Linked DNA regions of Mus musculus: region 1 is linked to region 2. A link is a loop called in an ENCODE intact Hi-C map of the cell type or tissue named here. Cell type or tissue: heart. All regions are shown on one strand. Links, peaks and the distances in the headings refer to the core of each region. The heading gives the core; the rest is flanking DNA.

Evidence for each region. Hi-C counts contacts between places; a loop is a spot of excess contacts. Peaks named below come from ENCODE experiments on the same cell type or tissue, not always from the same donor. Only the 100,000 strongest peaks of a DNase experiment are listed, where the experiment ranks them.
Region 1: a loop joins it to region 2, with 2.9 times the contacts of the local background. A loop is called at or near these places in 1 of 42 quality-filtered maps.

Annotation. Positions count from the first base shown.
Region 1 is chr8:47,992,151-47,996,545 of GRCm38, reverse strand. No RefSeq gene overlaps it. Among named protein-coding and RNA genes, the nearest start is that of Wwc2, 3.8 kb to the right of the region's middle. In heart, for the core only: no CTCF peak of the experiment used is centred there; a DNase peak (open chromatin) is centred at 1,785; H3K4me3 peaks cover 1,051 bases; H3K27ac peaks cover 1,698 bases.
Region 2 is chr8:47,870,716-47,875,110 of GRCm38, reverse strand. All of the region lies in intron 9 of Wwc2 (WW, C2 and coiled-coil domain containing 2), which reads left to right. Among named protein-coding and RNA genes, the nearest start is that of Cldn22, 48 kb to the right of the region's middle. In heart, for the core only: a CTCF peak has its summit at 2,577 (motif pointing left); no DNase peak of the experiment used is centred there.

The sequences.
Region 1 (4,395 bases), core at 251-4,250, 120 kb before region 2:
GTGTGTGTGTGTGTGTGTGTGTGTGTGTGTTTGTGTGTGTCACAGTGCACACACACAAGAAGGCCAGTAGACAAACTCTGATGTGGATTCCTGCCTTCCATCTTGTCCCTGGTTGGGTGTGGTGGCACATTCCTTTAGTCCTAGCACTCAGAAGGCAGAGGCAGGAGGAACTCTGAGTTCAAGGCCAGCCTGGTGTGCATAGGGAGTTCCAGGACTCCACAGAGAGACCTTTTCTCAAAAATGGTGACAGAAAACACCAGCGAGAGCCTCTTTGTTGTTCACTGCTGCACAGGTCAGGCTGGCTGACCTATGACCTTCATGGCAGTCCTTTGTCTCTGCCTCCCACCTGCTTTGCTAGGAACACTGTGAGTATAGCGGTGTGCTACAGTGCCTGGCTTTACGCAGGCTCTGGGGATTCAAATTCAGGTCCTTATGAATGCATGACATGTGTCTTACCCACTGAGCCATCTCCCTAGCTTCCAGAATCTCGTTTTTTTTTTTTTTAAAGGAGCTGCTTTTCCACAGAGTATAAAGTTGGCATGGGGGCGGGGGTGTGGGTGGGGAGCTGCAGATCAAACGTGGTAAGATGGAAATTGAATGTGGTATTATGTATACCCCCAGAGAACGCCAATGGATGCACAGACAGCCTTACAGGAGATCAGGATGTCTGAGCATCTTTTCTTTGTACGATTAGCTGCTTTGGCTTTCGATGGGGGTGAGGGCTCAAACCTTGGGTCTTCTGTGTGTTAGGCAAGTATTTTCCAATGGACCACCTTCTTCACCGGGAGACAGGGGTTCACCGAGGCGCTCGCTATACTCTTGGTGATCAGAGTCTGCTCAGTGGGGTCTCCTATTCAGGTAAAGCCCAGTCATCTTGCTGATGCTCATTACTGAGTCAAAATGACTGTTTTGGCCTAAGGTGTTGGTACAATGATTAACTAACTGGAAGAGAAGTAGTTATGGTAATGAGAGATTCCAGTTTGGCCCTGCACTGGGAGTTTTTAAAGATCAGCATACTAAGCTTCAGAAAGACCTTTTAGATGATAAAGCTTAGGAAGTGTGGATTAGGTTACCTATTTATAATAACTAAATACATTATTTAACTCGTTTGGTTGCACAAGAGCCAACCCCCCAACCCCGTTTGATGGGGATGGGGGTGGGGAGAGAGTGTGTTCTCTTCATTTAGAATTTCCGTTTATATAATCCTTGATCCCCTTGAGAAAACAAGGGATATTAAAATATTGAAACCAGTTCGTCTTGCCTTACACAGAGTTGATTCACCAGCATAACACAGACAACGGTTCCTGCAAAGTCGGTCTCCGTGCTAGCGACTAATTCTCACACACCTCGTGGAAGTGAAGGTCATAAAGAAATAAACAAAATCGTATCACATTACCGAAGAAGTGCAGGCCAAGAGTAGGATTAGAGACGAGCTGCTTAATTCCGTTCCACCTGCCTACTTCCGCCTCGAGACTCCAGCCTGGAGCTTCGGGCGGCTCCAAACTTCCGGCGGGCATTCGAAGTCCTGACCTTTTCAGCGAGCTGCCCCTCTTTGCCAAGTATCTCTAATTTCTGAACTCAAATCCTATATCAGATTCCCCTGTGGACTTCCTCATCCCCTCTCACCCCCCAGTTCTCCGAGTTGCTTTCAACTGCCTAAAAACTTGGACGGATCCCAGATTCCTCCTTCTAGTCTGCCTCTCCCCTTCTAATCTAATCAGTTGCAAATTCCTGCCAGGTCGTTCCTTTTCTTCCCCCAGAGCCGCGTGTCTAACCCTAGCTCTTGCCTATCTCCTGTGTACACTATCACTGCGGCCTCCATAACTGGATGGCTCCAGTCAGTCTTGGGTCTCCTCATGCCAGATGCATTTTTGAACTTGGGCTTGCCCACGTCTTTTCTACACACATGCCCCGCCCAGCCTGTACATTCTGGTATCTCATCTGTTCTCTAAGGAGTCTCATTTGCCTCCTGTCGAATTCTTTGGTGGGCTTTTCTTTGACATGGAGCTGGTGTTTAGGAGACTAGGTCGGTCTTTATGTTTTCTGTCCCCTGTCCTCCTGCTTAATAATGCCACTGACGTTATCTATTGAGTGTCTTTGTGCTTCTTGGTTTTTCCTCCGCTTAATACCCTTCTCCTTTTAGATAAGAACCTGTGTCGTGCTTACCTGATGCTTTGAAATTCTTGCTGTATATATAGTTAAACATTCAGCCCTTACTGATAGCCTCCCAGTGGGCTTTTCTGTTTTTTATATATATATATATGTGTGTGTGTGTGTGTGTGTGTGTGTGTGTGTGTGCTTGTATACCACACACATATATGTATTATTTATTTATTTATTTATTTAGGTTTTTCGAGACAGGGTTTCTCTGTGCAGCCCTGGCTGTCCTGGAACTCACTCTGTAGACCAGGCTGGCCTCGAATTTAGAAATCTGCCTGCCTCTGCCTCCCAAGTGCTGGGATTAAAGGTGTGTACCACCACGCCTGGCCCTGGTATATTTTTTTTAGTTTGGTGTTTGGTGTGTGTGTGTGTGTGTGTGTGTGTGTATGAAATAAGTTCCGATACAGGTAGTTTGTAAACAGCTTTGGGAACTTAGCCAGTGATAGGTAGTTATCACCAAAGAACTGGGATTGCTGGATTCAAATTATGCATATTTCAGATTCAGATATACTAATAAAATTTTAAAAGTATTTTAATATTTATTCATGTGCTCCCTTATTGTATGTGTGTGAAAGTGGGCACGCATAGGGAGAGCCTAGGGCAACCTCAGGTACCGGTTTGTGGCTTTCCCCTCACTTGAGACAATCTCCGTGTTATTTTGCTACTTTGTAGACCAGGCTAGCTGGCCCAATTGCCTCCCCCTCCTTTCCTCCATAGAGTGCTGGGAACCCTCAGGCTAGCTATGTAATTAGCTTTATTTTGTTTTTTGGACACAGGGTTTCTCTGTGTAGCCCTGGCTGTCCTAGAACTCACTCTGCAGACCAGGCTGGCCTCACTCAGAGATCAGCCGGCCTCTGTCTCCCAAGTGCTGGGGCTAAAGGTGTGCACCACCAACGCCCAAACTTGGCTTTTAACAAGAATCTCAGGTCTTTACATTTGTGTGGAAAGCACTTTTGCCCACTGAACCACCCACCTCCCCAGTCATCTTTTGAGACATGTGCTATACCGTCTGATTTTATGCTGTTACAGACGGAACTAGGGCTTGCTAGTTTAGCATTTACCACCTGGGCTATATTCCTTTATCCCTTTGTGTTTATGGGCTTTGTTGTTGTTGTTTTTGTTTCTTTTCTCTTCTTCTTTTTTTTTTTTCTTTTTTTGGAGACAGACTCTCATGTAGTCTAAGATAGTCTCGAATTTACTATGTAGACAAAGCTGTTTTTCAACTCTTGGTCTTCCTGTGCCCACCTCCTAGGTGTGAGATGACAGTTGTCCATCACCTTCTAGTTGTTTATTGCTCCACATCCCAACAGAAGATTAACACTGGTGAATATAGAACCAGGAGAAAAGGCGAGTCTCCGAGCCAGTGAATAGACTCGTTGCTGGTTAGTTTGTGGTAACTGGCTGGCTGGCACCCACAAGCAGCCTATACACCTTTCCTGGCCAATGATCACAGGCAGCCATAAGCAAACCGGAAGTGCGCCCATCTCTAAAAGGGCATCATCTGTACATTTCACAGATATGAATATAAATAAAGTCTCATTGATTAACCCTTAGGGAGTCTTCAAAGGGATTGTAGGAACTCAGAATTGGATCCTAGTAAAAAGGGTTCTGAGAACTGCAACCCTTTCTGTCACTTGGACTGCTTTTGGCTAACGTTTCCTGTGCCGATCAGCAGAAACGAGCCTGTGTCATTTTGGCATTTCTTTTTGAAGTCTGGGGATTCATGGGACAATAAACGTGAGCCACTTTGCATTCCTGAATAATATTTAGTTGAAAGCTTACCTGACTTCGTTATACAGAGGACGCCCATGGAGTGAGTATTCATTCCACGGAAGCAAGCTGACCTACTGCAACAGCTATGTGCTTCACTCTTACGGTTGAGATGTAAGGTGTCGACATGCTAGCACAATAAATATCTTCAAATTCTTTAGGGGAAGGGAGAAACTCACTAAGGAAGCCACAAATTAGGATAGTTTGGGTTAGTCACTGGCTACATCTTGGCCATGTGAATGGGCCAACATAGAGAATTACACATTCGGCAGTGTAACTTTAGACAGGATCCCTCCACCCACTGAGAGCTAGGACCCTGGCTGATTATCTTACTGCTAATAGGCTGAGGCAGAATACAGGTTAGGAAGCAGAAACTTCCCTCAACAAAGCACAAAAACCAGCTTCCACGGGCCTTGGCATTATGGGAAAGACCTAGAAAATGAGAGGTTTCTCTTGAGAACCTCT
Region 2 (4,395 bases), core at 153-4,152:
TGTCTTTAGAGCAGTGAAGCACACCCTCCTATGCCCCAAGTATTGGTTCCTCTGTGTCTGTTTGGAATGTGAAAAGCTCGTGACAGATGTCGAATACCTAAGGAATGTTGACATAAAATCAGGAATGCGGTGCACCATTGAGCGAGTCTGATAACAATAGCCATAAACTGCTGCTTTCTGATGATGTCGACCTAGACTGTTGCAGAAGTGAGCCTTCCTGATCTCTTTCTACACTCACAAGAAGTCAAATGTTTATTGCTTTTAATTTCACAAGGAAAGGAAAAGACTGCGTGCTCTCTTTGATATCTTAATCAGTCACAAGATGTCTCTTGCACGTGGCTTGTCAGTTGAAGCCTGCTTCTGAGGCAGAGGTAATCATTATGAGCAGTTTTTTTTATCTTTCTGAGGGAAGGTGTAAGAGTTACTTATTCTAAACTATCCAGTCCCGCCGGCAGATGGGCAGGACTCTGGAGTCCCTTATACCTGTGGCAGAGCCCTGAGCCCACACTGCTGCCGCTATGCCAGGGTGCCTGTTTGGTGACAAACTGGCCCTTCAGATCAGTGCTCGTCACAGATGGCTCGGGAGGAGCAGTGTCTGCCCCAGAGCAAACCCACATGTGTCTCAAGAGACCTGGAGATACGTTCAAACATCCACCCAGAACCTTTCTGAATTCTTGGCCTCTTTACTTTTAATTTCCATTTCTCAATAAATACCTAGATTTAAACGTCAAAACATTTTGACAGTGGGGTGGGGAGCAAAAAGCTGCCATAACTGATTGGGTGAACAATTTGAGTTTCGCCATTTGGGGAGTCATGTTGATGGAGACACGGTTTGGCTGCAGCATCCTGGTTTTAGGGAGCACAAGCAGGTCCCCAGAGCAAATCCTCTGACAACTGCACCTGTTCAGCTGAGTTCTCACTGTTGTCCCCGCCCCCCTCCTCTGCTTTCTCTGCCTAGTGCTGATCAGAGTTTTAGCTTAAGGTGTGAGGATGGTCGGGGTAGCAAGCACCAACAGGCACAAAAGGAAGAACACTCTGGTTTTCGTTTGGAGATTCATCAGTGGGTGGAAGGAAGCGGGCAGCGTTGGTGAGCTCGCTGTGTAAGAGGCTGGTGCATTTACACTGCTCAACACTTACTCAATGCCATGCCTTGTCCCCTTGATGTCCCAAGGGCTGGTTCCAGGACCCTCCCTGATACACAGTCATAACTGCTCCGAATAGACTGTGTAGTGTTAACAAAAGGTGCATGTGTCCTCTCAGAAGCATGACTACTTTCTAGATTGCATAGGATTCCCAACACAGTGCACGTGCTCAAGAAACGCTGCCGTTCTGTGATGCTAAAGGTCACGTGATCAGCACAAACCCAGGGTCTTCCCTGAGCACCTTGATCCGGGCTTGTTGAGTCTTTGGTTATAGAGCTAAGGCCGTGGAGACTCTAGAGTAGCCGTGCACATCTTCCATGCAAGGCTGTCTCTCTGCTGTCCTCTGTAGCAGGTGAGCCCGGAAAGCCCTCTGCTCCTCCTTGGCTGTGTGCGGGGAGAGCTCATCTTAGCAGCCTTTACAGGCGTGGCAGCATGCTTGACGCTTGTACTGGGGATGGTTTGCTCCTCAGTGGCTTCTACATAGTGACTGTCACATCTCTAGTGTCAGGTTGGGACTCCTCAGAAGCAGACGCTACATAGCCCTTACATAAAATAATGATAATATTTAGTGAGAAGCAGCCATGGGGTTTGTGCCATGTGGGCAATAGGCAGCGTAGTTAGCTGCACAGTGTGTCTGCTGTAGACTGAACAGTGCCCGAAAGAGATGTGTTTATCATTTGTGTACTGTGCAGACTTTGGGTCCTTTGGATGGCAAGCCACTTCCACACTAAGTAAATAAGTACATACAAATGTCCTTTCAGTACCTGTGGTCAAGGACAGATCCCCATCTCTGTGCCACAGAGTGGATCTCTGATTTTGCTTGTTTGGTTTTTCTCATGGCTCCTCCCCTCGTATCCTAAAGATCAGAGCCTCCTGCTACAGCAAGCACTGGAGCAGGCAGGCCCTTCACTCCCAGGCAGATGCAGCACCACAGGGCTTGGCTCTAGCTGCTAATGCTGCTGTTGCTACTCTGGCTGAGCTCACACTCTGTGCCCTGGTGTCATTGCTCTGTACCACTCTACACACTTACTCTATTGCTGCTTGTCCCCAACCTGTCCTTGAACCTGATTCAGAGACCTCGTCTCTGAGCTACACCTCCTCAGTGTCGGAGCGGGCAGGTGGTGTCCAGGAACACCCTGAAAGGAGAGTTCACATAGCGTCATCATCAAGTACATCGGCAACACCAGACCCTCCGTTTCTTCCTGCTGCCCATGTGGCCACCAAAGAACGCTCCTTGCTGCCTTGCCTTAAGCTTTCCTGTTTTCCATTCTGTTGTGGCTTCTTCATTATTTCAGGAGTAGGGGTGGTTCAAACTGAGCTCTCAAGACACTAAACTCAGTTCTCAGCCATCCTGTGTATCCTGATCCTGATTTCTGTGGCCAGTGTAACACCTGCAGTGTACACCCGGCGGCTGTGGCTGAGATCGCCCTCTAGTGGCGATTAAGAGCATCTGCACAAGCCAGATTCATTGTGGGAGCGCATGGGGCAAGGGAGAACTGTTCTCCCTTTCAGTTTCCTGTATGTAAGCTCGCCCACAGCATTCCTTAAGCTGTGGTTTCCTGCTGCTGACAGATTTTTGCTGCTTCCCACAAATTCCAGGTGCTTACCTAGAATCGTCCGATGTGCCTGGATTACTTAAATGTTGCTAAGGCATCTGAAGATTATTTAAAACAAGTGGGCAGGGATGTGTGTGAGTGCCATTTATTTAATTTAATTTTTGAATGGAAAAGAGACTAGTCTTACTGGGTCGTTGGCTCGGATGCTTTCCCAGGTGCAGAGTTGTGAGTTCACGGGAGGCAGTGCCCATCTCCCTCTGGTGCTAAAGTAGAGGCAGGAAGAGGTGATGGCCTGATAGGCCGCCCAGGGCAAGGAAGAGAAACAGGGTGTGTAGGGGAGGCTCTTTTAGGGGCAGGAGTGAAAAGTCCCTTTCTGGATGAAGACACCAGAAGGACAGGGCTGGTAAGGAGCTCAGACAGCCGAGTGCAGAAAGAGGACTGCAGTCATAGTCCCCTGGGAGGAAGGACACTTCAGAGTCTGAAGAAGACCTGCAGCCCAGGTGCCCTCGGCGGAGAAGCTTGATGACGACATGAAGGGCAGAAACTGCTGCCCTACTAAGTTTCTGTGGCTTTTTAGGGTTCCTCTATCGTCCCTCTAGTGACTCCAGCAAGAAGTTTATGTAGAGGAAGAGGACCCTCTTCTGTCCTCTGCAGGCTATGCATGCATGTGGTACACAAACCTACACAGAGACAAAACAGCCATCCACATAAAACAGTGAAAATGAATACGGTAGAAAATGATCTCCAAGGATACCAGACATCAACATCAACCTCTGGCCTACATACCACACACACAGACACTCACCCCCCCCCCCCCTCACTCACTCACATGAGCCCAAAGCCCAGCCTGGTAGCTGAGAGCAGCCTACAGGAGCTGACACAGGAGCTGCTGAGCAAGATCACGGCCTGGAGAACGGGAGAAAAGCCCTGTGCATTAAGAAATCTGATATGTAGGATATATATATATATATATATATATATTGGCAGTGTTTGGGGCTTCCTCCAGACCATCATGTCTTCTGACTCAGTTCTTCTTTGCATTAATTTTTCTTCCTGATTGAATAGATTTGTCTAAGAGATTTCAAAAAGTAGCTGTTCTTTAAAATGCAATTGTGAAAGAATTGATCACAACAGTGTTACAGAAAATGGCAAAAATTACTTTTTTTTTGTTTTTTTCGAGACAGGGTTAAGAATTACTTTTTAATTGTAAGATATAATAGAAGTTGTGTTGTAGACAATCAAAGGAATAGGTACCTATAAATAAGATGAAATTGGGTAGGTTTTATTTTTTTTCTCCAAACCTAATTGTGTATAGCCCGACCTTGCAGGGCTGTGAGCTAGTGTGATTGTTCTGTGGCCTGTAGAGCACTGTCCCATGCCTTAGTCCCTTTGATCCCTTTACCTTTTGTCAGGTACACGCAGGAGGGAAGGCGAGCCCCTCTAGCCAGCAGCTTGCCAGAGGGTCCTGGGCTCACAAGCTGGGTATCCCAGAGCAGGATCAAGGCACTGCCTTCCTTGGATGAAGTCTCAAGTCCCCGCTGATTCAACTTGTGCATTTTCTTTCGATGCCTGACCTCTTTTGAAATGAGTTTGTTTCGAGATAAAATTGTACAGTGCTCTACCTGTACGGTAATGTGCTCCAAGAGATAAGACAGGATTGGGCCCAGAGCGCCCTGTGGAACGGCCTCTGTCAGCTA